Regions from separate parts of the Homo sapiens genome. Here region 2 is linked to region 1. The links are chromatin loops, found by intact Hi-C in ENCODE. Cell type or tissue: ovary. All regions are shown on one strand. Links, peaks and the distances in the headings refer to the core of each region. The heading gives the core; the rest is flanking DNA.

Region 1 (15,424 bases), core at 3,168-11,167:
ACCAGGCCAGCACCAGCTCCCGGCGGGCCCTATTCCTGGCAGTGCTGTCCATCACCATTGGGACTGGCGTCTATGTGGGCGTGGCCGTGGCCCTCATCGCCTACCTCTCCAAGAACAACCACCTGTGAGCTTCCTGCGAATGGAGGGGGAGCACCCGGGGCCAGGTCTGTGTGGACGTGGAGGAAGCAGGCATACCGCATGATGCTGTACAGTACAAATGATTGCCAAATGATGCCACGAAGCCCTGGGATTTCCTACCCATGGATTTATTTTGTTTTTATCCTTTAATTTCATGTTCACAGCACTGTGTAGAGCACCAGACAGACGGGCACTGCTAATCCTTCCAAAGGAAAGCTCCAAAGATCCCAGCCCGCAAGGCTGTCTCTGGATGGATTCTGGTGGATGAATGGCAACGCGGCTCTCTGCAGCCTGCCAGTGCCCAGAGTGCCACCGCATTAGCAATATACAAACAGTCCAAAAAAGTGTTTATTTTTTATGGAATACGGTGCAATAGGCAGAGGACAAGGGACACATCACTCTTCTGTCTGTGGCCCTGCTGGAGTCCTTTGTGCCCCCCGGAGTCCACACGCCTTCCCTGCAAGACGAGAATGGGGCTGGGAAGAAAGAGGCAACACCACGGCTGGCAGGAGCCCCGCTGCACTGCTCTGCAGACCCATTGGCCTGACCCTGAGAAGCAGAGCCAGCAAAGCCCGGGACCTGCCCCTCTTTCTTTCCCTTCACACCACCCCAGCCTCAGGATGTCAAGCCACCTCCGGAACGTGTCTACACTCCACAGCTACCCCGCAGCAATACGCACTCTTGGGACCTCGCTGATCTAGGATGGGGAGGCAGGCCACCGCCCCTCCCAAGACTCCTCAAGAAAGAGCCCCGCGGTTGCTCCGGAAACTCGAGGCACTGCAGCTATGGGCACTGCCTCAGCCTAAAGACACAGGGGCGCCTCCCAATCACCGCGCTGGCGGATGCTCACCCCGTCATAAGCAGAAACTAGTGATCCTGGAAATGAGATGGGCCTTACTCTGTCGACTAAATGAATAGCTATTTTCTTGTCATTTTTTAAAGTGCAACTCTTGCTTCATGCTGCTTAAGTTACCAGATGAATGCTGAGAAATAAGTAATCACAGACATTTTAATACCATTTCATTGCTGTTTTACGAGTGTTCATTACTTAACAAAAAATTATCTTTTAGCTTTTTCGCTTAAGACTTTTCTTTCTGATGAATAGCTGTCGTTGGGTTTCATTTATACTTTCCCCTTGTGGTTTAAGGAACTGCAGAGCCACCCAGGCCTCCACTGCTGAAATAGTAGGGGGGTCTCAAGGAGAACCAAAGTCCCTGCCGCTTCAATTTCCACCAGTAAATATGATCGTCCTAATCCCCTCAGTGGACACAGAGACCCCCTCTCCAGGACGGTGGCTCCACCGGCAGCACTTCGCAAATTCCTGAGGCCTGGGTCAGCCCCAGGCTGACTTGATGGGTCAGGATGTGGCCTTGTAACTGCAACGTGAAGCCAAGGTTGAGAACCACTGCCCTGGACTAAGGTCTCTGTGTTTGATCCTTCTGCCTGAAACTCTCCTCCTTGACCTTGAACATTTAATATTCTGAAAATTATTAGCACTGTCTTCTCGGGTCAAATTTGAGATCCATCTAGCATTTGTCTCTACTGGGTGGTTCACAAACACTGTAGGATGTTAACCCTAAGAAGTAGATAAGGAAGCCAGCCAACACCCCTGTAGGAGTTAGAGTCACTGGCCATGGAGGGCATAGGTTTAGGTTCAAACCAACCTGGATTTGAATCCAGCTGTGCTACTTTCTAGCTGTGTGATCTTGGGTAAAGGTTTACACCTCAGTAGGGCACAGTGGCTCACACCTGTAATCCCAGCACTTTCGGATGCCGAGGAGGGTGGATCACGAGGTCAGGAATTTGAAACCAGCCTGACCAGCATGGTGAAATCCCTGTCTCTACTAAATATGCAACAAATTAGCCAGGCATGGTGGTGGGCACCTGTAATCCCAGCTACTCGGGAGGCTGAGGCAGGAGTATCACTTGAACCCAGGAGGCGGAGGTTATAGTGAGCCGAGATTGTGGCACTGCACTCCAGCCTGGGCCAGACAGAGCAAGACTCCATCAAAAAAAAAAAAAAAAAAAAAAAGGTCTACACCTCTCTGAGCTTCGTCTCTAGGAGAGGATAATCAATAAGGCCCATTTTGAGCTTCGTCTCTTGGAGAGGCTAATCAATAAGGCCCATTTTGTGGGGTTGCTGGGGAAGGCACGAGGCACAGACCATCACGCCTGGCAGGAGCAGGTGGTCATGGTTACTATCATGTCCTTGGCTGGCTGTCCCATGGCTGGTCAATGTCCCTCCATCTCTCAGGGTTCATTTATCACAAGTCATTGTGTCAAATGGGCTTCTTTGCACTTGTCCTGAAATGATCCACTTTAAGTTCAAAGGCTCCCCAAAGGTGCATACCTTTGGATGTGGTAAAGAAGTAGAACCTGTCTGTATATCCACACCCATCATTTCTGTCTATACTGTCACAGTCACCCTAAGCCAGGCCCTCAGTGCCAGGTACTTTACCTCTGCTAGATCAACTGCCCATCTTATTCCAGCCTCTGTATTTCCAGATGGAAAAGCCTCAGTTCCCAGGGGCTTGGCCCTAAGTTGTCAAGCTCTGCCAAGTCTTTCTCAAAGGCTTTACCTATGGGTGTAAATGGTCCTAGGTGGGCACAAGGAACAGGGCCAGCTGAAGGCAGCCATGGGGCCGAGCAGCTCACCTGGCAGCTAGGCACAGTGTGTGACAGCCCTGCGACTGGCTTGGCCTTGGCGGCAGGGAAAGTGACTGAAGGTCATCTTTGGTGGTTGTGTTAGTGACTGCTGTCAGCTGAGCCATCTTCCGAGTGTGCCGGAGCGACCTGCACCTCCCTAAACCTGCATCATTGCTGTTAGGCCCACGTGGCATCCACTAAGCACAGCTATGCCAGGAACACATGACCTCGCCTCATCCTCCCAATAGTCCCAGGAGGGAGGTGTCCCCACCTCCTCCCCAGGTGTCCCTGCCTTCCGAGGCATCCCCCCACCTCCCCAGGCATCCTCATATCCCAGGTGCCCCCACCTCCCCAGGCATCACCACCTCCCCAGGTACCCCCACGTCCCCAGGCATCCCCGCCTCCCCAGGTACCCCTGCCTCCCCAGGTACCCCTCCTCCCCAGGAATACCCGCCTCCCCGGGTACCCCCACCTCCCCAGGTACCCCCGCCTCCCCAGGCGTCCCTACCTCCGCAGGCATCCCTACCTCCCCAGGTACCCCCGCCTCCCCAGGCATCCCCAACTTCAGCAAGTGTCCCAAATGACTTGACCAGATGTCATACCCCAGCTATTCCCAGGGAACTACAGTGGGTTCTGAGGAGAACATGGTGGGGGAGGACCCATCATTGGTCACCATGCCATCTGCAGCTGCCACAGACAGGCCACACAGCTAACCAGGAACCAGGCCCCCTGACACCAGGACCAGCCCCTCCAGAGCTGGGACAGGGCTTCCCTCAAACTCAGCCAGCTCTGCAAGTGGCCCTGCCCTCTGCAGCAGCCTCTGGGTTTAAAATGACCAGCGGAGCAATCTTCCTGCTTGCCAATCGCCACTCCCATGCCCTGGATACCAATGTCAAGTGGAGCGTGCACGGAGGCCATGGCCAAAGCCACCCTCCAGAGCCGTGACCTAAGTTCAGGATCTGACCCCTGAGGTTTCATAGCATCCCTTAGAGGCTCCTAGTGGATGGGCTGAAATGCCTGTCCTTATGAGGACATTTTTGTGCTTCCCTCTTTCCCTCAAAGTCCACCTGCATTAGTTGCCATCAGTGCTGACATCTGTTGATCCAATTTGCCAATAAGCCATTAACTGTCCCTTTATAGCCTGAGCTGAGGCTGAACCCTTGGAAATCACAGCCGTCCCATCTCCTACCTAGGGATGCCTCCATGCGCTACTTTGTGCTGATAACACTGGGATCAATTGCATCAGGCGGTGGCTGTGCTGTCCCCACCCCCGTGACCTCCTGGAAGTTCCTCCCTGCTCTTCAGAGTGAGCTTGGCTGTCCAAGGGGTGGGGGTTTCACTCCCCTGAGGCTCTTGTCTGAATATTCTGCTCATCTTTGAAAGTAATGGTGGATGCTAGACCAAGACAAAGGAGGTCTTCAGACTGAGGGCTCCCTGCCAAACAAGCATGTCCATTGAGTAATGAATTTGTCAACTGCCTGAGCCTCACAGGAAAGAGTCAAAGCTCCCTGTGGGGAGAGGAAGAAGGGGCAGGAGCTGCTGACCCTGCATTTAAGGTGCAGCGGGACTCAGGACCACAGGGGTGGCTTCACTTTCCCACAGGAGTGAGGGACGGGCATGGCATGGGGCATCAGAACAGGGTGGGAAATGAGAAGGTTGAGTACAGCTGCCCCATGCACAAGGGGATGGGGGTGGCTGGGATGGAGCTCCAGGCAGGTATGCATAATGGGATGACCCCCCTGGGCGGGGGAAGACCCTGAGGGCTCTAAGGATTTGCCCAAACCTACCTGGTGGAAAAGAAGCAGACGGGTGTGAATGTGGATGACTCCACGCAGAAGCACCAGACTAGAGACATTCCCAGTGGGTGGGGCCGGGCTTGGCTTTCCAAACCCAAACAACAGGAGAGGGGCGATTCATGCTGTGGGGAAACCTGTATTTTCTTGAGCTGAAAAGTGGGAAACCAGCCTCTACTCCAGGAGAAAGGCCAAGGGCTCAATCCTTTGGGTTTTGTTGCTGCTCCTGCTGATGGTGTTTGGTGTGTTTTGTTTGTTTTGTTTCGTTTTGGTGTGGTTTGATTTGGTTTTGAAGGCCCATGGGGTAGGACAGCTTTTTTCAGGAAACCTTTAAAGGCCCAAGGACAGCAGCGTGCAGGAAAGGTTGAGTCCTGGCCTTCACACTGGGGACACAGACCCACACCCGCTCCAGGATGCCCACCGTGAGCCTCTCACGTTGGTCTGAGGGTAGCCTGAAGGGCCTCTAGGCACTGTTGACAGCTGTCTCTGGTCACTTCTGTCCAGCAGAGGCCACAGACCCACCACAGTGCCTATGGCTGCACATGCTGGCAGCTCCACAGGAGAGAATGAGGAATGTGAAGAGCTGAATCCACGAGACCTGTGCTCAGCTCCCAGAGCAGGCTCGTACCCAGGGCTCCCAGGGTGGGCTCATGCCCAGGGCTCCCGGGAGGGGGGGTGGTCCCAGGGAGGACCCGTGCCCAGGGCTCCCAGGGTGGGGTCCCAGGGTAGGCTCTTGTACAGGGCTCCCAGGGTGGGCTAGTGCACAGAGCTCCCAGGGTGGGGTCCCAGGGTGGGCTGGTGTGCAGGGCTCCCAAGGCAGGCTCTTTCCCAGGGCTCTCAGGGCAGGCTTGCTTGCTCGCTCACACACTCCAGCACAGCTGGAGCATCCACTGCCGGGCCTTCCCATCACGGCCCTAAAGCCATTAGTTAGGAGCGACAAGGACAATGTCTTTGTCCTGATTCTGACCAAGGTCCTTTCTGACTTTCATTGCAGGCAACTCAATTGCCTAATGTGTGTCTACAGTCACCATGTTGTGTTCAAATATCACAACAAGGAGCCACAGGCACACAGTTCCCACATTAGATCTGAATAGTTGCCTTGACCTGTTCTTGAGATTTCTGCCTCTGCTCCAATCCAGGACAAGTGCTGTGGCTGCCCTGGCATCAGGCCTGGCTTCTCAGTGCCACTGCCCCTGCCCCAGCAATGCAGGGGCAAACATGGTGGATCTGGGCTGCAGACTACGAGACAAGTGTCCCCTTAGCTGAGCATGTCGTCAATCTCCTCCGTCACCCGCATGCCCTTTGCTCCAGCACAGAATGAGCCCAGGGCTGCGCTTGCCCAGGACAGAGAGAATTCAACAACTGGGCCTACACTCAGTCAGTAAAGGCTGAGTGAAAATGAGGTGCTCTGGGAGGTGCCAGATAGGTCCTGGAGGGCTTATCCCCTGCACCTCCTACTGTGTCTAGGGGATTGCACTTTGCTTTTTACTGAAACCAGGTCACTGGGGGCAAATTTGAATATACATAGACAGAGATAGAAATAAGATATTTAAGAAAGAGAGAGGTGACACAAAATCACGGTATCTGCACCACTTCCCCCAGCTCCAAGCCAGCGCTCTCCATTCTGATCAGCCTTTGCTTATGACACCTCAGGACACCAGAGTCCAACTTATGACACAGCCAAAAAATGGACAATGATTTGAATCTGTTGTCTATATATGCCAGAGCATCCATATTTGGGTTCCAATTATTTTATTAAACCATTCAAGATTTGCAGGTGGAACAAGATGGTCCCAGTTCCCCTAAGTCACCTGAGCTAATGTCTTCATTCCCTGGATAGAGTTGGCACATTTTAAGCATCATCTATTTTTCTACTGAACTGGCTGATGAAGTGTTCCTGCTAAGTAGGAAGAATCTGCTAAGGTGGGCCCCGACTTGCTGAGGGCTGAATTGGCGGAAGGGCTGCTGAGGAGCTGGGAGACCTCTCCTGCTTAGCACAGCGAGCGACTCTTCCATTATTCTCTCAAGATGTCCTTCTGTCATTAGCGACAAGGGATGGTCACTATCCCACCACAGTCTTTAACGTAGAAAAGAGATGAGGCTCACTTGCCCTTCTTTTTAGTCCATAATGGAATAATGGGAAGGAATTAAATGTAAAGCTTTGTTATTACTCCCAGAGAAGAATCCAGCTCTTCAGGTATTCTAAACCAACTCTCCATCTGGCGTTTGTAGATTCTCAAACAATAGGTGCTTTAAAAATAATACATATCTTAAATTTGAAGAGTGCATTGCAAACTGGTCTGTTTCATATTCTCAGCAGTCCTGTGCCACATCTGAAATGGAACTCAAAAGGCTGTTTCCCTCAACACCCCCGGGTGACAAACCCGGATTTGGGCTCAGCCAAGGAGCAGTGAGGCCAGTGCCCCATAATCACGGTTGCAAGATGGCCACAGCACTCCCTGAGTCTCGTCCCGCTGAGACCCCAGCAAAGAGGGTCTCAGTGCAGGCTGTGTTCACCCCTGCACTGAGCATCCCCTTTGGGGAGTATGTGGTACCAGGATGATTTGCACCAGGAGAGAAGCTGGGGATGTCAGGCTTCTTCCAAATGCCCTGCCCTGATGTGTGGCTTCCCCCGGAGCAGGTGCAGCCTTTCAGGCATGAAAGGGACCTCCCCACAACCCCCACCCCAAGGCTTCATCTGAGTCCAGTTCACAAGAAAGTGGTGACTGCAGTGGTTGACGTGGAAGGCAAAGGCCTGGAGAATATGCAGCCGGGGGCCTGGGTGAGCCATCCATGCTCGGGGATAACAGAGGTCTGACAGCAAATAGAATCAGCAACCGGTGTCAGCTTTGTACCCACTCCTGGGAGATACTTGTGAATGTTTGGGGAGACATTTTTGGTTATCACAACTACCCCTCTTATGGATAGAGTCAGGGATGCTGCTCAACATCCTACAATGCCCAGGACAACCCCCACAAAGAGAGCTAGCTGACCCCAAACCTCAGCAATGCTGAGAATCCCTGCACTATTCCACCCGGGTTGGTTACTCACAACACAAACATTCACATTTTGAAAAGTGGCTCTGAATTAGTCACCATCCAGATGGAACCTGCCAAGTAAGCTTGGAATCCACTCACAGACCTATGAAAGGACTTCCCTGAACACCCCTATCATAGTTTAGCTGAAGAGAGGAAGGGAAAGTGGAGAAAGGGAACAAGGGAGCCACCCCCTCCTCTGAGCCCTGCAAGAAGCCTGTGGAGTCGAACATCACTTCAGCTGCCTGGTGCACACTTCCACCTGCCTTCACCAGCAGTGTGCTGATTCCCATCAAACAGGAGCAGTGAAATGGCCACTGCCTCCCACTGGAGGTGGCCTGGGGCTTTGTAGAGAAAGCTTTCAGGGCCGCTCAGTCACTGAGTCCCAGAAATCCTCTGATCCAGAAAGGGCTGTGGGTCTTATCCACAGAGGACAGAGACAGGCCCCACAGGAGAGGAATGAGCCCAAGTCAGCCAGGTCATGGTAGGTGGGGACTCAAGTCTCCTGGGTGGTGGGTGAGCCTCCTTCCCAGCTACTCCGCTGTGGGCGAGGACCAGGGTCTAACCGGGTGGGGCACAGGCATCACCAGCAGCCTTGCCATCCTTTCCGGGATGGTGGTCTAGATGAGGCTGGGAACCATGTGCTCTGCATTGTGCAAGCTGTGGGCAAGAAATCAGACCCACAGAGCACGACTGCTCACAGAAAAAGTATGGTTCCTTCTGCTCCTTCTACATGAATTAGGAGAGGACTGCATTTGAAAAGAGGTTGGACAAGGCCTATCAGAGGCTGTAGGGGAGGTTTGGGCTTTCATTTAGTTATCTGCAGGTTTGTTCATTCTGAGTCACTCAGCATCACTGTGGAATAAAGCCAGAGGTGCAATGCACGGGGCAGGCATTCCATGCCCCCTTGTGAATGCCAGGACAGTTTCACAAGCATTGCTGAGCACCTATTGTGTACAAGGGCTACAGTGGGCCCTTGGGAAACAAAGATGAGGAAGGGGGCAGAGCTGGAGAAGTGCACAACCTCACTGGAGACAGTGCAGGGGCAGAACCAAGGCCATGGGCACCGCGCCCTCAATGCAGGGGCAGGGGCCTAGGGAAGGGGTCAAGGCCGTAGACCACCCAAGTCCAAGAGCATGTGTTTGTGGTGGGAGGTGCTGCTCAGGCCAGAGTAGCAACCTTGAGGGAGACTCATTCATTCTTCCAGCTTCCTGGGACACTCTTCCAGTTCTCAGGCTTCCATCAACACTTTGCAAATGCTGCATCTGGCCCCATGTGCACATATCTGTGGTGCTTGTGTGGGGGCGGGTTCCTGCCTACGCAGCTCTGTCAGCTTTGGGAGAGATGGAGGTGCTCCCCAGGACCCCCACACCTGGGCGATGGTCTCCCTTCCTAAAGGGGATCAGTGAGCGGCCACAGCGCTCTCCTTCAGTCACTCAGATGGCCACTGTTGAGCATTGCCTATGGCAGGGTACGTAAGGCAGGGCCTTGTTTCTAATGGGCCGAGAAGATCATCTTGACAGTAGGGCGCTGGCAGAGGAAGAATCAGCCTGGGGTTCTCCCTTTTCAGACCCATCATGCCCATTCTCACATTGAGGATGAGGGGCACTGATAGAGGGGCATGGTGCGGAGGGAGGGTTCTGCCAATCATGGAGCATTCTATGATGTCATCTTCATCTGTACGGTGGTCTCAGGGGTCTGTATCCTCGTGATCCCCATGTCCCAGATGGAAGGCCAAGGCTCAAAGAGGTTAGGAAATAAATTGTCCCAGGTCACACAGCTGGTACAAATCTCAGCTTTGCTCCAGCTCCGCCCGAATCCCAGATTGGTGGTCTCAACTGCTACACACTCCACTCCACACACGCACCTTCTGGCATAGTTAGCTTTGCTGGCCGCTAGTTTGCAAAGGAAATGGAGGTGTGGCCTTCCCAGTTTTCCAGGTGTGAGGTTCTGGGACTGAGAAGGCCTTGCCCGCCCTCTCCACTGCCCTTGATTGGGATTCTTGGTCCCCACCACTCAGCTGGGTAGAATCAATCAGATTATATTTTGAGCTTGGGAAGATGAAACTCAGGTCTTCTCTCTGGAGGGGAAGGTGATTGGTCCCAGAAAGGGAAGGCAGCCCGTGTGTCTGGAGGGCCCCTGCACTGCCAGTGTGTAGCAGACACCATCACAAGCTCTCCCTTTGAAGCCCCACCACAGCCCTCAAGGGGGATATGGGTTTTAACCTTCCCACTCTACAGATGGGGAAACAGAGGCTCAGAGAACCAGTACTTTGCCTGATGGCAGAGCTGGTCCACAACAGGCCAGAGTCAGAGTTCAGGTACGAGTAGCTCCCCAGGAGGCCAAACACCCAAAACACACCCGTCTGGAGAGTGGCCTCTTGAGGAGTTGCCTGTGTGGCTTTGCCAGGGCTGCCGTAACGAACATCACAGACCAGGCGGCTTAGACAACGGAAATGTACTTCCCATGTTCTGGAGCCTGGAAGTCCCAGATCAGCTGTCAGCAGGACTGGTTCTTCCGAGGTCTCTCCTTGGCTTGTGGGTGGCTGCCCTCTTCCTGAGTCTCCTGCGTACATGTCCCAATCTTCTGATAAGCACACAGCCATCTAGGATCAGGCCCACCCCTGGTGACCTCATTTTAACTTAACCACGTCTTTAAGGATTCTATCTCCAAATAGTCACATTCTGAGGCCTGGGGATTAGAATTCCACCATATGAGTTTTGAGGGGACACAACGGAGCCCAAGTCACCACCCAAGCTCATGCATCTCCCATCCCTGTCCAGATACACTGCCAAGCCCCTTACCAACACCCAGAAGAGCTGCCATCAGCCACACCCACATCTGTCTGTCTGTCTGTCCACCCGCATCTGTGGGCCCCACATCCATGCTGTGTTTGATCCATGAAGGGTTCAAGCTGCACACACATGGGCAGTGGGTGTTCAGTATATGGACCCCTTCTTCCCAAGGCTGCAGAGAGACCAGCTGGCATCTGCACAGGATTCAGACTTGGCTGTGTTGACTGAGCTGGGGATGCTGCCCCCGAGGATCCTGCAGGCAGAGGGCAAGAGGACCTCTATGATGAGGAGCTCCCTGGCTGGGGGCTGTGCATTCCCCACCCTGCCTGCCTACAGCCCTGCCATGCCTGAGTTGTGAGAGAGACCCAGAGAGGATTCGCCACTCAGCCCTGGGGCTCTTCTCCTGTGTCAAGGAGCTCCTTGGGAACCGGCATGCCCCGGTCAAGTGGGAGTCAGTGGGGCCGCCAGGACAAGGACCTTAGACCAGTGAAGATGCCTGGCTGGACATGGGGGACCCCCAGGCGGGACCAGAGAGGAGCACTGGAAAGGATGGCATTGGTGAATGTGCTCACACGCACTGGGGGGTGCCCCTAGGGAATTGCCAGGGATCCTTGACAGGCAGATTTTCAGACTGATGAAGTCCTGCCTGAACCTACCTGAGGGTAAGAACCAACCAAGTGTGTGCAGCTTCTGCTACCACAGCCCCGTGTCCCACAAGCAGCCCACTATCCTGGCTGCCCCTCTGTGAGGAGCATGGCCGCTGACAGCCTTCAGTGCTAGAGCCACAGCCCGCTTTCCCTGGGGCAGCCCTGGCCAGTGACCAGGCCAGGCGGAGGCACAGGCCTGCCCCTTCCCACCCAGACCAGCTATTCCCGCCAGCACCCTGGGCTTAGAGGTGTCCAGAGGTTGCCCAATGTCCTGAAGGCTCCTTCTGCCCAAGCCCACAGTCTCCATGTCTGGTTCACAGGCGTCACTCCCCATACAAGCCTCCCCGCTACACACCTTGGTGCTGCTCCCTGGAAAGCCTGCCTGCACCGGCCTCCCCTGGTGAGGTCCAGGGAGATTAGGACACAGATGTTAGGAACGTGAAGCCCAAAGAGGTGAAAAGATAACCATGAGCAGCTACAGCCTAACCCATGTGACTCCCGCACCATTGAAACCAGCAATCCATCTTCCAATTTGAGAAGCACCTTGCCACAGCTCACTTTGAGCCCTTCTCACAGATGAGGGACTCAGCCTGTTTCAGTGACTGGCTCTGAGGCTCGGGGCCCTTGCGTTCCATTAGGCTCCTGCCTGCTGGACCCACAATATTCTTCCACAGCATCCATCTATCCTCTTCATCCCTCCTGACAAAGAGGCCCCTATGCTCACAGGAATCCGCAGAGGGTTGCAAGAAAAGAAGCACGCTTGGCTATGTGGCAGCTGCAGCTCTGTTTTCAGCCCACATGGACTCATTCTGATGGAGACAAGTCTGACAGGCTTAGAAAATTTACTCGGAATCCTCAGCACAGTGCAAACTTTTGTCTCCTCTGCGAAAGAGAGGAGGCCTGTGTTTGTCTGTAGAAGGTCCCTGTTAGCAGAGCCTCCAAGGAAGGTCGTAGTGAATGTTTGGGGTAAATGTTTGCAGAACGTGATTTGAACAGCGCCAAGGCAGGTGATACTGTTTTTCATTCTGTGATTTCCTGTGCAATTAAACTCTCTCAATCTTCACTTGTCTCTCACCTGTGAAATAGATCTCCTCTGGACTAAGACTCAGCTCAGTTGTTCTAGGAGCAGAACTTAACTGTTATGGTGCAGCTAGAAAATACTTGCTGCTTCTAAGTTATGCACCAAAGAGAAAAATAAACACATCTTAGCTTGAACATTAGAGAAACAAATTTAACTTCTTGGAAGATGAACCAGGCCAGATCTCCCACTCACACTGAAGCCACAGCTCCTGAAGAATGGCCCTGGAGAATGTGAAATGACAAAGAAGTCTCGAGCAATTGGACTGCCCCGGGGGTCAGCTTCTGCCCTCTCCACAGCCCAGGGGTGTTTTTTGGTGCCCTCCTCTGGCAATCCCAGGTGCAGAGAACGGCCACAGCGGTGCAGCTCCCGTAGTCTCTGCCCACCCACCCCCACAAGCTGAGGCTTTTCTAGCATTCACTCAGGGCCTTCCAGACTCAACCTTCAGGTAGAGAGCTCACATTCTTCCGGCTCATATCTGATAAGACTAAGGTTTTCTACCCCTGAAGAGCGCCTTGGGTACTGCTGCCCTGGAATGCCAAAGGTCAACTCTGAATCCTCCCAACAACACCCTGCCAGGAGATGGGCCTCTGGCAGACCAAGCACCTTGGCCTCTGATGCAGTGGGAGCCCCTTCTCAGCCCATGCACGGCCCATGACCACACCCTGCCTATCTTTCAAGGCCAGCTGATACCTGCTCCAGAAAGCCTTCTTTGACACTTCCCCAGCCTTCAGGAAGCGGCACCAATCCAAATTCCAGAGCCTCTAACATCAGGCCCCACTGGCCACTCACTCCCAGAAGAGGGCCATGGAGGGCTGACTCCTAACCACTTACCACATGCATTGTTGTTGCAGACCTGCCCAGTGATCCAGCTGCTCTGAGCTCAGAGGTAACGGTGGTCAGTAAGGGAAAGTAAGGTCTGCCTCCTTCCATGGGGGCAGACAACACCCAGGCAAACCAACAGACAGGCCAGCAGCCACAGAGAATGAGAGGACTCGAAGAGACGGGCAGCGACGGAATGGGTGCCACCGGGCTTGGGGGTGCCACTGGAGATGGTCAGGGGGTAACTTTAGATCCCTCAAGCCAACTCAGTTGCCACTGACACAAAAGCCCTGGAAAGATGAGAGGCTTATGCCCTGGTCTATCACCTAGATGTGCCTGAAGCCAGCCCAGGGTTGCTGCTCAGGACACTCACGTCCTGGCTGGCACCCCTCCCAGGTGCCTGGCAAAGTCACGGCCAGAACCCACTTCCCACATCCTTCTTTTGGAGCCTGCAGCAGAGGCTGCGTGGGGCTTGTGGAAATGAGACGTGGAATTTAGGATGGCTGGGCTGATGGCTGACCATGAGTTCAGGTCGCCACACCAGCACAGTGACAGATGCCAGAGCTGATAGCAATAATTGATGATGCAGGTGAGGAAGAAGATCGTATCTCGGTGTTACAAGCTCTCAGGTTACGCTCTGGAGATGCATCTCAGCCAGGAAGTAGTTTCCAGAGAGCACAAAGTGAAAATCGCATAGGGTCAGTATTGCCTTTGTAATTTTGTAATGTGGAATATAAAAATACTATAACAATGTAATATAGCAGAATTACATTCTTTTAACTGATATCAAAAACTATGTTGGGTTTACAACCCTGCACATGATATAGCTAGTGTCATCTGTACAACAATAGCACAGTCTCTCTTAGTGCACCAAGGGACTCGATTCCACAAGGGGGTTCTCAGGGTGCTTCGCAGCAGGCAACTCTGCAACCTGTTCACAAGGGTTCCAGCTTGCTGGCTTTTCTATCAGTTATTATTATTCTCATCTTCTGGAGACCAGTGCATCAAGTTTTCTAATTGCCTTTCAGTCAGTGTTTGTGTAGGGCCGCCAGTTCCTTCTCTGATTCTTCCTTCTAGAATATTGAAGAAATCATCACCAGGCAGGGGCGGCCCATCCCCCTCAGCAACCCTTTACTCCCAAGTCATTGGCAGGAAAACATTAAAATCATTCATGCATTCTTTCCATGGGTTTGCTTAAAATGCATTGATTTCTTTCAGGCATGATTGCATTTGTTACCTCTGGATAAATGCTCATGGATTGAAGCACCTGTTTAAATCGCACCCTACTTCTAGCCCTGCCTCCAGACTCGCCTCTTTGCATTCAGGGAGCACAGGTCAGTTAGATATCTTTATGATGAAACTCTGCTGTAATGTGTAGAATGAAGTGGAGGAAAGGCCTTCATTAAATGTTTGTTGAATTTAATTAAATTGAATTTGCGATTTTATGCATAGCCCGTCCTCTCCAGGTGAGCGATGTGCTAAGCTTGTCCAAACCAAAACGAGAGGCCTATCTCAGAATGAGTAAGAGCTGGGAGCTGGGAATGAGGTCAGGGCCTTGGTAACGAAGAACTGAGTGAGATGTCCTTGGATTATCAATCATGGAGACTGTTGTCTCAGTGACCCTTTCCATCATCTTATGATGACAGTGGCTGCCTGGGCCAGCATCCGGGATGTTGGGGTAGCTTGAGATCATCCGTGTTCTGGGGTTGCAATGGAGCAGGGACCCCTCTTGGGGCCTGCCAGGCCTGCCAGTTACCCCTTCCCCCAAGCATGGAAATAAAGGAAAATTCTGAGTTCCTTCAAGGGACTTTCCAGGTACCCAGCTAGCCCTGAGAAGTAAAAGAGCAACTTGAGAAGCCAGAAGGTTATAGTGGCTTAAAAGGGTGGCCACGGAAGTTAGAATCACGAGAATATTTGGTTTCCTACAGAAACTAAAGATAACATCTTAGCATATGTCCTTGGGTTGTTTTTCAGAAATGTGGAACCCCATCTAATGGGTTCACTGGCACACAGACCTCAGACAAGGGGGAGCTGAGGACTGGACTCTGACCACTGTTTTGGTTCTAAATTTCTTCCTGAGGCCCAAGAGGAGGTCACGTCCACCAGCTAAACCTAGCATTCTTTTCTGCTGGCTACAAAATTTTTAGACAAGGCTTTGCCTCCTTAAACAATCGCAAGTTTAAAAATCTTTGAATCCAGCCATCTATGACCTGTGGGCCCCCACTTGGAGATGTTCCACGTTTTTAGGTCAAGCCAATGTACAGCCTCCACCTATTGATTTATGACTTTGCCTGTGACCTCTGCCTCCCTCCCTTTAAAAACTCCTACCTGTAAGCCATTGAGGCCAGGTCTAAATCATGAGCTGCCCTGCAATCGGTGCCTCAATTTCTCTCGCCGCAACCCTGAGGTCAGCCTTGGCTTTGCTCTGCTGCACTGGTGGACCCAAGCTCTGTTCACTGTTGTCAGCCTA
Region 2 (15,424 bases), core at 2,791-10,790, 58 kb before region 1:
TCTTCCGTTTTTGTAGACTTTTTAGGTGTACTCCATTTGACGAAAACCTAATGATCTTTTAAAACTCCCAATATTTACAGTGGGTAAGTCAAGGGCAGTTATGTGTATCTCAGATACCCGAAGGTAACGTTAATGCATTAACATAATGTCCTGCAATTTACTTCAAGTATATTTAAAATACAGGTTTATACAGAAATCTATTTTAAACACTTTTCCCGGATGAGATCCTCTTATGAAACAAGATGTCAGAGCACATTCAAAACATCTTCGGCAGCTAAACCCTCTAGTCTCCAGTGCTGAATTTTAGTGTTTCCTTCCAGTTGTATACCTAATAAAAGATATTTTAATTATAAAGATATGATCTATCAATGCTTTCTAGAGTATAAACCCATGACAAATAATACAGAAATTATTTTAAATTTTGGCAATATTATCTCCTATTTTTTTTTTTTGAGACAGTCTCGCTCTGTCACCCAGTCTGGAGTGCAGTAGCGCAATCTCAGCTCACTCCGCCTCCCGGGTTCTAGCGATTCTCCTGCCTCAGCCTCCCAAGTAGCTGGGACTACAGGCACCTGCCATCATGCCCAGCTAATTTTAGTACTTTTAGTAGAGACAGGGTTTCATCATGTTGGCCAGGCTGTTCTCAAACTCCTGACCTCAGGTGATCTGCCCACCTCAGCCTCCCAAAGTGCTGGGATTACAAGCGTGAGTCACCGCGCCCCACCAATAAAATCTTAACAGTGACAATCCATCACCCGCCAACTGACCTGCTTCAAGTGACAGCACCGCAAGGCCCCCGTGTCCAGACCTCTGTACATAGGAACATGAAACCTGTGTACTTAACAAGATGCTTGGGAGGAATACACAGGATATTATGTACGCTGATCTCACGGATGAGACAATAATTAAAAGGTGACTGAAACTACCTTTCCTGTTGGTAAGCAAAAGCTTTCAGCCACAAATAAGGCAACAAGTACCTCTCAGACCGCCCGATGGCCGTCAGTAAGGATGGGGCTGAGAAGTAGTGTAGATGGAGAGAATCATGTGAATGATATTGATAATATAAGCTCAGTTCTCTTGACCAACCCTTGCATTCTAGAATTAAAGCTAAGATTAGATGATGTTCAGAAAAACAGCATACAGTACTGCTTTGTGTGGAGGACAGTAATTTTGTGTGTCTGGACTCACATGTATGTTGGTGCAAGCCAAACCTACAGATTTAAATGAGGGGTGACAAATGAGTCATGGGTTGATCAGCACATTATAGATTCTCATGGGAATCCAGGGCTATTTTACGTACGTCTCAGTGTCATGGGTGTTTTAAAGGTGCTCATCACATTACCATCTGCACTTCTGCTGTAGAAAAATGTCATAGCAAGAGGACAGGAGCCATGCTTCACTACTCTGGAGGTGGCAGTTCTCGGCAATGTCCCCCTTTTCTTGCCTCTTTGCTTAGCTTAGCATTTTCTGGTGCTTAGGGAGTTATAAGAATCCCAGACAGAGAGCATAGCAAATGCCAAATTTAGAGCTGAAAAAATTACCTTGAGGTTGTGCTTTGACGTGGAAGGCGGATGTGGGATGCTCTTTGCTTTTCTTTTTCTGTCCTTCCTTTTAGACGGGGCACTCTTTATTTTTAACCTGTCTAGACTGTGTATAAAGTAGTAAAGGGTCACTGAAGCACAGTTGCAGCATTCACTTGTATCAGTCCATATGTACGTCCCTGGAAGCTTTGCATTGTGGCAGCACTCAAGCACACACAGGAGCAGAGGATGATGAGTCCCTGGACTCAGCTGGGAGCTGGAAGGGATGGATGCCTCAGTGAATTCGGAAATAAATGATGATGCAACAGGACTGCAGATTGCTCAGGGGATTTGGAAATAGCAAAACAGACGGGCAGAGAGAGGTGCCTTTGAGAGCTGGCCCTGCACTAGAGTATAGGAAACTGGAAGGATGAGTTTATAACCAAAGTCACTAGCACAACTGTGATTCTCCAGAAGCTCCATGGTTTGGGGCCACCTTAACATTCATATCTCAGCTCACTGTGCAAGGCCCAACCTCCATCTGGACAGTATCACCCCTCAAGAGCCCACTCCACCCAACCTGAGCTTGTGTTTTCCAGACATGCCTGCACCCCAAGGCTTCCCCATTACCCCCATTCTGCCATTATCCTCCTTGCCACTTCCCTATGTTCCCAGGCCCATCCCACGTGCAACACTGCTCACCACCACCACATGGGGCCTCTGGTCATCCCTTTTTGGTCAAAAGGAAAAGTACAGGAGCTTCCAGGCCATCCTGGAAAGGTTTTCAGGCATAGAAAACACGAAGAGCAGGTGGGCAATACTTTGTGGTGCTGCCAGGAATCCTAAATACAGGTGAAAACATGGAAATTGCAATTCTCACCCAGCTAATTTTAGACTGACACTGGTGGGTGGAGAGACGGGGTATCTTGAGGCTCTCCAAGCTCAGTTTTAAAATGATTCTCTGCATTCCTGTGATAATTTTGAATAATTTGGGCCTGGTCTTTATAGGCATATAAAATGCTTTGCATTCCTTTGGGAATGTCATACTGAGTGTGAAAACCAAAAGGGATATTGTAAGTGGTCATTCTTCATTCCAGAGCCACCTGTGTCCACGCAACGATTCCGGATCACCCGCCGTGGGCACTCGGAAGCATGTTTATGCATGTAGCTCTGCACACGGGGGGGCGAGTGCTAATCAGCCAGAATGAATGTACTATCCCCATCTCTGATTCCACAGCAGGGTTCCTGAGTCACACACACCACACACAAAAGAAGCTCAGATTTATGCATTGCCTGATTGTTCTGGTCCTTAAGCTGAGTTTTAGGTAATTGGAAAGGTATCTTGCAAGTAACACTCTCAGCAGGACACAATTTATTATGCATGAAAGTTGAATCGTGAGAAAGGGAGTTGCCCCAAGTTGGCTGATGAGCTGATGAGTCTGGAGGGAGGCAGAGCCCTTCACGAAGCCATCTGACCTTCTCCCTGCCTGGACCAGGCACTGTGTATTTGCCCAGATGCATGTAAGTGTTCTTTGCTTGGTGCTGCCCAGGAAGACGGAGATGGATCCACAGGAGGAAGCCAGGCCACTCTCGGCACCTTTGCCTTGTCAAGAAGGGCTGGGTCTTCTTTGAGGACTTTGCCCTGCTGCAATGACAGGAAATGAGTTGAACTGGCATCTTATTTCCTTAGTCAGAGGGGCATCTTCTGTCTTCGGCCAGCTCCCAGGCACAATTCCTGGCAGATTCTCTCAAATCTGCTCCCCTAGCTGAACCACGCGATGCTCAGGATATTGCCTCTGAGTGTTCGCCTTATTTCTGCTGCTGGAACTACTGTTTGCCCACATCCAGGCTCCAAACCACGGCCCACGGCTCCCTCCCCTAGCCCCACCACATTCTCCAGGTTGTGAATCCCAAACATTCTCTCTCTATGAAGGCTCCTGGCCTCTCCATTCCTCTTTGCTGTCCCTTTGCTCTACTCTGGTTCTCATGACCTGCCTCTTTTTGGAACCGTTAGACTATTCTTCCAGCTCACGACCTTGTTTTCATACCTCCCTTTTCTCTTGTGTCAGCCAAAGTCCCCAAGTTAATGCTCCTAAGGCAGTAAGCTGGTACCTGTCCCCAGCGAAGACTTCAGCGGTTCCTGATTCTCTGCAGAGCTCACTCAGAGCACCTTTGCTGGAGGCTGGTGGCCCTTGCAACTCAGCTTAGGGCTCTACTTCCAGCACCCCCTCCCACCCATAGCTGGACCATCCTCCCCACGGGGTCTCGGGAGGGTCACACCCTCCCCCTCCCACTCTCTCCTGTCTTCTGTACTCTGGTATGCCCTTGCCACCCCCACCTTTCATGGCCTCTCCTCCCATGCCACCCCTCCAGGAGCCCCTCCTCAGCCTCTGCCTGGAGGCCTTCTACCCACAAGCTTCCACTTCTTCCACAGGAAATGGGCCAGGAGCCTCTCCCAGGCCCTTCCTTATGCAGCATGGCTCTGCTGTTCAGTTTTAGCCCATGGTGCTGATCTCCTTTGAGCATTCTAAGCTCAAGAATCATAGGGAATCTGGCCAGAGCCCTCTTGTTGTTACTGTCAGATGTGATCCCTGAGAATGGGATAATCCTGTAATTCAGGTGTTCTAAAATAAAATACAGGGAACACCAAACCCTGCACTGCTTCCTGTAATTGCATGTCTTAATGAGAGTGTTCCTGACATATCCAGTTCCATTGCATAGCTGTGCTGACAGGGACACAGCCACTTAATGGCAAGAGCAAGAAAAATATTGTCCCAGAGAATATCACATAGTTTATGTATCAAGTTCTCTAAGGTTCTGCGTGATTAGAGGCAAACAATTCAACCTGCCACCATTGTGTGCTGTTCATGAGAAAGGCTGATTCTTTCTACAAATTCTTCATTAATTCTCATCACCACTTAGGAGCACGGACGCCTCCCAAGACTTTTCTTTTCTCCAAATAATTCCTCTTTTTTATTTAGATAGGAACAGTGTGACCCTAGCTGAAGGGGCTGGGAAGATGTCTTTAATTTTTGGACAGGGCTTAACCCTTTGGTACCAGGACAGACATCAGGTGCCCCCGAGTCCTGAGTCTACTTGGGAATATTGTGATGGTCCCTGTTGACATAAACATCCTTGTGCCTTTGTCTTAAAGCAGGAGAAGAAAGCAGTCTGCACTATTATTCATGACGTGGCATCCCAAGCCGTAAGACTAAAGAATGGCTTTGGCAACAGGACTTAAAACTGATCTTGGCACAACCTTTCATTAACCTGCAAAAGATTAATTTTATTTCCCAGTAACTTAACAGAATTCAAAAGCTAGGAGAAAAGGCTTAAAGGAAAGTCAACCTTAGATATGTTTCTAAATATATCTTAACTCAGAAATATTCCCCCTCAGTCCTAGCATAGAATTATAATAGCTCTTCATCTTCAAAAAGTGTGCATGAAGGGTTCCAGCTCTTAGTGGTCCATAAACAAATGGTTGCAGGAGTCAAGAACTCAGGGTCGGAGAGGCTCCTGGATCTAGAAACATCACTGCCAGTCACTCAGGGGCAGGGACAAACCCCAGAGAGGGTCTACCTTAGCAACAGGACACATCCTGTGTGCCCATCTCAACCACAGGCCATCACATGCTGAGCGCTTCCATGTGCCAGGCACCATGTTGAGTGCTTCATGAGTTCCATCACATGTGTGCCTCCACAACACTGATGAGATGGGAAGGAATGCTTTATGGATGAGGAGACTGCGTCTCTGGGAGATGGCACCGTGGGATGGGGTGAAGGCAGGGTGTCAGAGCAGATCCTCCCAATGCTTGGCTAAACTGCCCACCTGTAAGGCAACCTAGAAGATACCAGACCTCCCTGTTGCTCAGATAAAGGGTCTGGGTGCTTGGGGTTGGAAGTTTGGAAAGCATCCTGGTGACGGCCATTCCCAGCTATGTGACCCTGGCCAACTTACTCCCTGTCCCAGGGCCTCTGAGATAAGACAGGATGTGGTGAGGCTGCCAGCTGCTGTGTGTGCTGTATGGGAGCAAGCAAGCCTACTCTGCAAATCAGAGAGAAAGCACCATCCGCACCTGGACAGCCGCTCTCTGTCCTGCCGTCTCCCTGAACAGAGCTGCATGCCCAGATTTGGTGCAGTCTCCTTGCTGGCCTCACAATCAGCTTTCCATGACACAGACCTGCCCATGGACCCCAGCATGGAACCAGGACTGGGCGAGGACTTGCCCTCAACCCACCCGTTGTGCCTAGCTAGACCCCAAGCCTCCTGTGTCCCCCATTGCGGGTCCCAAAGCCACCCGCACCCCCTGCCTTGGCACCTCCACACAGAGGCTCTCCCTTCATGCTTGCCCTCCTGACCGTGTGCCAGGAACCCCTGCTCAGCCCACACAGAGCCAGCTCCTGCGGCATCTCCCAGAGCCCTTCTAGACTGACGGCCGCGCCCCTGCAGCTCTTCTCCTGCTACAGTGGGGACTTCAGGGAACATTCCCAGCTTAAATCATGACACCCAAAGGACAAGGGCATAAATGGCATAAATGGGATTTGGAGCCTGAATTTTCTTAGTGTCTAGAGACAGAAGAGGATGGTAATCTAGGGCTTTGCGGGGAAGCGTGAATGGAGAGGCCATGCTGCCTCCCAGGTAGGGGAGAGAGGCTGTTACCAGTGCTGGGTGAGGCAGACCATGGAGAGCACTCTGATCGCCAGCGGGGTTGGGCATCACTCTCAGATCTTTTGTTCTTTTTGACAGTATCTCTCTCTGTTGCCCAGGTTGGAGTGCAATGGCACTATCACGGCTCATAGCAGCCTTGCCCTATGGGGCTCAATTGATCCTCCTGCCTCAGCCTCCCAAGTAGCTGGGACTATAGGCACACACCACCATGCCCACCACACCTGGCTAATTTTTAAATTTTTTGTAGAGATGCGGTCTCACTATGTTGCTCAGGCTGGTCTTGAACTCTTGGGCTTAAATGATCCTCCCACCTCAGCCTCCCAAATTGCTGGGATTACAGGCATGAGCCACTGCACCCAGCCTCACTCTGAGATATTAATGTGCATGATTAGACTTTTTAGTATTCATGTAATTTGTGGCTTGGTAAGGGAATACAATAAATATACTTTTTTGTTTGTTTGTTTGACTGGTTGTTGTAAAGAGTGAAGTAGGGAGGCAACAACCAAGGGAACTGGCTCATCAGAGCACTTTCCCCAAACCTCCCGTTCTTCAGTGAAAACAGAATCTGAGGGGAACTAACCTAAAGTTGCTAATTTAAGACTCTGGAGTGATCACAGCAATATATTAAATTAGATCTTAGAAACTGAGACTAGGAAAATCAAAAGAAGGAAGGAAGGGAGGGAGGGAGGGAAGGGGAGGGGAGGGGAAAGGAGGGAGGGAGTCATATGGGAGGAATGAGCTAACCCTCCACACAGATCCTTTTTGGAAGTTGTCAGGGTATAAATAAAACACAAATACTATTAAAGTGCTAATTATTGACAAATTGTTGTCAAGCAGAAGTCCTGCTTCGCCTATTTAAATGCCTAGGCTATACTTAAAATGTTTATATGCATAAATTAATGTAATTGGTGAATGGAGTATGAAATGAACAGAACTTAACAATACCTTATAGTTTGGACCAGGTGCAGGGAAACATTCTCAAACATCTGACTTGTCAAATATTTTAAAGCAGCGTTATTGCTTTCAAGCAATTCTGTTACCTTGCAATTAACAAGCTTATGTTTCAAAGGAGTTCTTTCAGTGGCCTACTTTAATAAGTGAAAGCTAACATTTGAAATTAACAGCCAATTTGTACATGTTTGTTGAAATTCTTAAGGACATTAGTATCTTAAGTAGGTTAGGCAGCTTCCTTGCTAATGTTTGAACATCGATGTAATTGGTCCACACAGCATTTTGTCCACCCTAATAGCCTGCCTCTCCTGTGTGACAGTCTTCTAACGATCCTCACATTCCAACACCCATGTGAAATGAAATGGGCCCAGGGAGGGGTGTTACTCCAATGTTGCAGGAAACCGGGATTCTGAGATTCAGAGAACCCCACCATCCACCTGAAATCCCTAAGGGGGTGATGAGCGAGACCTGGGTTCAGCCTGGGTCTTCCAACCCCAGGTTCTACGCTCTTACAGCTCCTCTAGCACCCATCCAGAACCAAGCTCCTGACCCAGCAAGAGAGGCCACCTCTCTCTAACTGCCAGGCCCCTCTGTGAAGACTGTAGGGCTTTGCGGGAGCCTGGGAGCACAAGGAACCCATGCTGCACCCACTTCATCCTCCCCATGGACCCGGGGCCAGGCAGGCTTTTTTGGTGTCCAGAACTCACCCGGGTTCCTCCCCAAGTGGCCTCTTCTCACAGGCACATTTTCAGAGGGGACACACACAGGTCCTCAGTTTATCCCCACACTGCTGTCCCCGAAACAGGCGCCCAATGGAAGGTCTGCACGGTCTTTCATCTTCCACCTCCTCCTCTCAGCATGCTGCTGCCCGAAGTTCTTAATGTCCTCCTGCAGCTCAGAGAACATGGGATTCTTCCCTCTCCCCTCCCCGCCCCACCTCCCCCACCCGCCCCTCTCTGTAGAGGAAGGACCCCTAAGAGGTCCAGGGAAATCATTTAGCACATCCACGAGCCTGGGTGGAAAATTAGTTACATCATTATTTTTATCAACCTCTACCTGAAATTTAGCACTTCCTCCAATTAGGAGTGTAAGCAACACACGGCAGAGTTTGTTGTGACTTTGCACCAGGAGAAACCACAGATGTCTTCACATCACATAACAGCTGTTGATGGTATTTTAAAATATTGTTTATGCTCATCACTACTTTAAAAATGCAAACCCAAATGTTAGTTATTATTTAGTGTCTTAAAGTAGCCCATATATTTCTATATTGATTATGATTTTTAATGTTTCCAAAGCTCTATTTCAATATATTTGGTTCCTCTTTTAAGCCTCTGTATTTTATTGTATACATTTAAGAACACTATTCCGAGACAGGGGCTGTGGCTCTAAGAAGGTGAGGTTCCCCACCTGGCATTGTGACATGTTGTCCATCTGGCCGGCACCTCCTTCCCACCCAGCTCAAGGCCTTTCACCAAGGCCTTTCCAGGGGCTCGCGCCCCTCCTCCACCTGCATCCTCCCAGCTCTGCCTTTGGGGATTTTAATTTGAAGGAAATAAGCTCCCATTCCAGACAGGGCCGAGGTTGGCTGGGCCAACCTGCCTCCCCTCTGGCAGTGAAAGGCCTGCCCTCTGCACTCTCAGCCACCTCAGGGCCCAGGTTTCTGGGTTCAGCAGAAGGAAGCACAGGAGCTGATTTGCGGGGAGCAGCAGCAGCTCCCAGGAGAAGGCGCAAGGAGGCCCCTGCAAGGCGGAGCAGAAAGGAGCAGGTGCAGGGGGTGAGGCAGCTGGACAGGGCTGAGGCAGCTGGATGAGGCTTCAGCCTTCACACCTGGAGAGCAACTGGCTGAGCTTGGAGGAGAGAAAATCACCTGCTAGCTTCGCTGTTTGCTGCTGCTGTGATGCCCGGCTGCTCCTCATAAGGTATGCACTTCCCAACCCTTCACTGAGCTACTGTCGCCAGGCAGGGTGCCGGCACTGGGGACACTGCACAGAGCAGGACCAAGGCGCCATCCTTGTAGGGTTTGAAATACCAGGCCACGTAGCAGAGCCCCGGTGGCTGCTGACCTTCAGGGTGTGGGCCAAGGAGGTGGCTTCGGTGGCTTCTGGAGGTATCTGCCCGCTTCCACAGCCCTCTGCGGCACCCGTGCACTCTCAGGCCTCTCCCTCTTCCTGTAGCTGCTTAAGTCACTCAGGAGGTTTACATAACAGACAGAAAATTTACCCGGTGTGATAGGTGGGCCGAGAAGAGGTGGCCGCCTGGGTGCTGTCCCCAGGGTTCTCCTGCAGCACGGGGCCTGCACCCCATCGCATGACTCTGCAAGGGGCTGCTCACCCTCCAGCCGTCCCCACCGAACCTCCGTGCTCCTGGCCCGCATCCTTCCTCTCCCTCACCTCCTAAACTCGGTCACCGACTCTGCCCCATCAGGACACCCTCCTCTCTGCTGCCCTGTCACCTCCGCACCCAGCTGACTGAGGGACAAAAGGGGACATGGCACTGCTCTGAACCCAGGAAAGCTGGGAATGGACTTGCGTGCCTTCCTCACAGTCACAGCTGCATCCTTTGGAGATGCAGCAGCAATGCCTGTGAGACAAGACCTTTAATGAGCTTCTAGACACTGCCCTCCGGGTGCTCCTGAGAACTCGACTTTGTCAGAGTCTCCTCCTTCTGCGAAGGGGCCCCAGACATAGGCAACCCATTTCACCCTCAGACTCCTCTGCCGACCCAGCAAAGCCCGGGGGTGCATTTTGTCCTCTGAGATTTACCACAAGGAAGCCCCCCAAAAGAGTAGGCGAACCCAGGACCTTCTCAGCTGTGCTCCTGGCCAAGGAGAGCCCAGGGGAGGCTGAGGGAGAGCTCGGGAAGCTTAAGGAGGGTCTGGGAGAGGGGAGAGCCCGGGAAGGGGGTCCTGGGGGAGGGTCTGAGAGTGGGGAGAGACCGGGAAGGGGGGTCCTGGGGGAGGGTATGGGAGTGGGGAGAGGCTGGGGAGGGTTGAGAGCCCGGGGAGCGGGGAAAGCCTGGAGAAGCGGGAGAGCCCGGGGAGTGGGGAGAGCCTGGGGAGGGGGAGACCCCGGGTGGGGGCTGAAGTCTGGAGAGCGGGGAGAGCCTGGGGAAGGGAGATGCTGAGAGAGAGCCCGGGGAGTGGGGAGAGCCCGGGAAGCAGGAAGAGCCGGGGGAAGAGGGAGAGCTCGGGTAGGGGGGAACCCGGGGAGTGGGGAAAGCCCGGGGAGGGGGGTCCTGAGGGAGAGCCCAGGAGTAGGGAGAGCCCAGGGAAGGGGGAGACCCTGGGGAAGGGGGAGAGCCTGGGGAGGGGTAAGAGCCCGGGGAAGGGAGAGAGCCCGGGGAGAGGGGAGAGCCCCGGGAGGGGGGAGAGTCCCGGAAGGGGGGTCCTGAGGGACAGCCCAGGGAAGGGGGAGAGCCCAGTGAGGGCAGAGAGCCCAGGGAGCGAGGAGATCCCGGGGAGGGGGGAGAGCCTGGGGAAGGGGGTCCCTGGGGAGGGCCCAGGGAGAAGGGTTCTCTACCATCTCTGGGAGGCAGAGCACCAGGCCTCGTGGGCACCACGGGGCTCAGCCTCTCCTTCTCTTGTCGGGGTCATTTCTGACCAGACAAATTATGTCCCGACTAGCCTGCTATTCTGCCAACCCAAAGGGGTATTCTCCTCTATACTCCGAGGAAAAAAAGACATCATCCCAACAGCAGCTTCATTAGCTTTATATTTTCCTCTCATCTTTTGAAGCTGGAAGAAGAGGTTCTGTGTTAAAAATGTTCCTTCCCACTGTGCATAATGCTAATGTCCTCCACATATTAAAGTTAATGGAGTATTTTACACACTGAGAAGAGCTGCTGTGACCTTTTCTTCTTTTGGATGAGTCTCTTATTTTTTTCTCTCTTACCTCTTCCCCTCCATGTGACTCTTTTTCCTTTTTCCTTTCTTTGTTTTTTATTTTATTTATTTTGTGGTGGTTGTTGTTGTTTCAGATATGTAACTGCTGTAGCCAAGAGACCAGGGCATTAGGGCTTGTATTTCCTTAATTGCAACAACAGCAAAAAATATCATCAAATAATATAGAGGGAGACAAAACGCACCTGTTTTCTTCCAGGTATGGCCTCTGTAGAACCTCCTGCTCTTATATGAGAAGACTGAGGTTTACAGTCTCTTTTGCAGGGCAGGAGTGTTGAAGCCTCCTGGAATTTAAAACTGCCAAAAGGGTTAAAGAAAAGCTGTGGTCTTGAGTCTATCTCATTGTTTTAAATGCTGGAAAAATGAAAATGCCTATGTTAAGCCTGTGTGTCTGACTTAGTGGAACCCTCAGCCCTCAGCCAAACTTGACTAGTGTTACACCTCAAGGATCCTTTAATCGGGTGCATAACAAGGATCTGGACTGGCTGCGCAGTGTGTCCACATAAGCTCCTAAGGCCTTCACTGCAGCTTTTCTGAAGAGTGGGGACCCAGGGCCATTCCTCCTGGGCCCACTGGTCATTGTCATCATCAAGTCTGTTCTCTTTAAATGTTGCTGTTATGAAAGGAGCTGGAGGGTAGCCAATCACTTGTACAACACTACTTCAGTCTTGTTTCACTTCTCAATATTTGCAAAGTGATAAGAGAGACAAGTCTGCCATCCTCATGTTCCTGTTCGTAGATGATTCTCAGGGGAGCTGGTATTTATGTGACATAAACAAGAGCATGCATTTGCAAGTGCATGCACACACATAATTCAAGAACCTTGCTATACATTGTATTTATTTTTAATGTTTATAATTAAGATAAATGTAGTGTTGCCACTATATAATAGCATAGCCCAGACTGACTACATTATCTTCATGATGTTATTAGACAACAAAGCTCCAGCCATTAAAGGAAAGTCATCTTTTAGTGACCAGAACATACTGTATCCCAGACCCCATGTGGCATGACCCAGCCTAACTTTCATGTGCAAAATCAGGGTTCTGTATCTTCCATTTGAGTGGCATTGAGGGAGAGAAAGGGTGATGCAGAGGCTTCCAAGTTCAGACCCTGCATGATGCAAGGCATGTTGTGGAGTTCTGCACATGAGGAAACTGAGGCCGTGGGAGTTTAAATATGGACTCAGCTAAAGAGGTTCAAAATCCTGGCCACCCTGGAGAGCTTCCCTAAGACCCTACAGGAGAAGGTAAATTCTTCTTCAGGACAACTTTGTGTCAGTTCCTGCAACCTTCAAGCCACAATCTATGTGATTCTTATCAGTTTTAAAGGAAAGTATTTTATACACAACTCCAGATCCCTGTTTTCTGATAAACCTCAAAATTGTATTTACAACACTGATCTATTTATTGCTGCTACCCATACATGGTGGCATAAACAACTTTTTCATTATGCTCATGATTTCTTTGGTTGGGAGTTCAAGAAGCAGCATGAGGATGGTTTGTCTCTGCACCATGATGTCTGGGACCTCAGCTAGGAAGACCCAAGGCTGGGGGGTGACCTGACAGCTAGGAGGAAACATCTGGAGGTGTCTTTACTCCCACATTTGGTCATCAGTGCTGGCTGTTTGCAGGGACTTTAAACAAGCCATCCATAGGAGGCCCATCTCATTGCCTTTCCATGTGGTTTCTGCACATAGGCTAATTTGAGCTTCCTCACAACACGGCAGCTGGCTTCCTCAAGCAAACGTCCTACATCAAGGTGGAGCACAAGATCTGGTTATGATCCAACCTTCAAAGCTAGGCAGCATCACTTGTACTGGACTGTACTGGTCAAGGCATTCATAGGAGGAGACATAGATGTCAAGGCTCTGGAAGATTATAAGGGATGGGAAAAATTGCAGCTGCTATTTTGGGACTATATAGTCTGCCACAGCTGTATTTCCAAGGATGAAAGAAAACTATACACATAACGTATTTGTATTAATAGGTTCATAGGAAAATGAATAATGACGGAACAATTGTTTTCCTAAATACTTTATTCAAATCAATATATCAAATTAACAAAATCTCTTTGACCTAAAATGCCTTCTGTCAGTTCTTATAAGTTCATGGCATTATTTCAGTAAAAGGTAAAAGGCAATTTGACTGAGATGCTATTATAACCTCTCAGGTGCCCGTTGGCATACAAAGCAATGATGATAAACACATTACCTGATGGAGATAAAAGGGCTAAGAATCTTGTGAATCTTCAGTGGGCAAAGTAAACAGCATTATGTTGATAATGCTAAATGATAGCATTAAATATTTTAAGAGTGTTAAAAAATAAGCTAAGTTAGCATATTCCATCAAATATCTGCAGCCTGATGTTTTGTATGTGTACAAGAAAGGAATAGAAACTGTCTCAACAAAAGAGAGCAACCTTAAAGCATTTGCTAATCTTCCACATGCATCTCACTTGTTATTCTAAAAACAAAGTGTTGGGAAAGCTTATCTATTTACTTTTGCTACTTAAGTAAATAACTTATCACATCATAAGTGCATTGCACTTTGAAGGTTTCAGTTGGTTGGCTTAGCACATGGTAAACACCAATTTGGCATTCTCTCTTGTTAAGTGGCCATTTGCAAAATGTATTATTTCAGATTTGCTGAAATACTGAATTTCTAAGTTTACACTCTGCTTATTCATATTTTTAAATAACTCTTTTGCCATTTGGTCCCAAACCCATGTGCTGATGTGTCTGCTGGGTCTCATTTCTTCCCCTGTATTAGTATCTGAAGCAGTGGCATCCTTTTTTTGGGGGAAAACTCTACCCTGGGAAGGGACAGAAAGATTTGAAAGTCATACCCTTTTCTGGAGTGCACCCCAGGCCAACTATGCACTCCAAAGAATGATACTTGATCAGATCAGAGAACATGTCCTTCCCTATGCCCTACCACCATGTGAATGAGCTTCCAGTATAATAACCATGAGTTGAGCTTGAAAAACCACAAGACATATACTCTGACTTAGGTGCCATATATAAGGGAATCCAAATGCCAAGAGAAGAGGCAAAAATAAGGACATTAGAAGTTTCTGACACCTAAATCTACACCAAACATTGAATACACTTCAACTCCTGGCCAAATTAACATCAATTCTCACTTGAAAGTCTTATTTAACTCAGTATCTTCTGCTCTATACCATATGTCTATATTTCAACATAATATTACAAGGCAGGCCAAAAGTCAAGAGAACACTGATGAGACAAAATAATCATCAGAACCAAACTCAAATATGACTCAGATGTTGGAATTATCAGACATGTAATTTAAAACAATTATGATCAATATGTGAAAGACGTTGATGGAAGAGGTAGACAACACATAAGAAAATGGATGTCAGCAGAAAGATGAAAAGAAATGCCAGTAATACAAAACAGACAAAGAAATGAATAATTTTTTATTGGGCTCATATGTAGATTTGACATGGCTGAAGAATCAGTGACCTTGAGGATAGGTGAAAGGAAATGACCCAAACTGAAACACAAAGAAAAAAAGGATGGAAAATAAAACAGAGCAGGACAGGAAATCCAGGAATGTGGAACAATACAAAATAGTGTAACACAGGGGTCTCCAACCTCCAGGCCACAGACCAGTACTGGTCCATGGCCTGTTAGAAACTGGGCCACACAGCAGGAGGTGAGTGGCTGGTGAGCAAGCATTACCACCTGAGCTCTGCCTCCTGTCAGATCACTGGTGGCATTAGATTCTCATAGGAATGCAAACCGTATTATGAACTGCACATGTGTGGAATCTAGGTTGCATGCTCCTTATGAGAATCTAATGCCTGATGACCTGAGATGGAACAGTTTCATCCCGAAACCATCCCCTCTGCACTGATCCGTGGAAAAATTGTTTTCCATGAAATTGGTCCCTGGTGCCAAAAAGGTTGGCAACCACTAGTGTAACATATGAAAATTGGAATACCAGAAGAAGAAACAAGAAATATTTTTTAAAATCATGGCCAAGAATATTCCAATATTAGTCATAGACACCAAGCCACTGTCTTAAGAATCTTAGAAAACATCAAGCAGAATTAGAACAAAAAACAAAAACAAACCAACAACAACCAAAAGTAACTGAGATATATCCTGTTTAAACCATAGAAAATTGAAACCAAAGAGAAAATCTTGAATACATCTGAAAAGAATGAGGACATTCTCTTTAGAGAAACAAGGATTAAAACTACTGCAGACTTCTCATCAGAAACTGTGCAACTCTGTAATCTGAGCTACTCGGGAGACTGAGACAGGAGAATTGCTTGAACATAGGAGTCGGAGGTTGCAGTGAGCTGAGATCATGCCCCTGCACTCCAGCTTGGGTGACAGAGCAAGACTCCGTCA

The links. Peaks named below come from ENCODE experiments on the same cell type or tissue, not always from the same donor. Only the 100,000 strongest peaks of a DNase experiment are listed, where the experiment ranks them.
Region 2: a loop joins it to region 1, with 4 times the contacts of the local background. A loop is called at or near these places in 4 of 110 quality-filtered maps.

Annotation. Positions count from the first base shown.
Region 1 is chr20:24,665,377-24,680,800 of GRCh38, forward strand. It overlaps SYNDIG1 (synapse differentiation inducing 1), which reads left to right. Exons shown (of 4, transcript NM_024893.3): 4 at 1-1,240. The coding sequence ends at 128. Among named protein-coding and RNA genes, the nearest start is that of SYNDIG1, 200 kb to the left of the region's middle. In ovary, for the core only: no CTCF peak of the experiment used is centred there; a DNase peak (open chromatin) is centred at 7,065.
Region 2 is chr20:24,607,754-24,623,177 of GRCh38, forward strand. All of the region lies in intron 3 of SYNDIG1 (synapse differentiation inducing 1), which reads left to right. Among named protein-coding and RNA genes, the nearest start is that of SYNDIG1, 150 kb to the left of the region's middle. RefSeq lists enhancers at 2,514-3,413, 8,222-9,039. In ovary, for the core only: no CTCF peak of the experiment used is centred there; no DNase peak of the experiment used is centred there.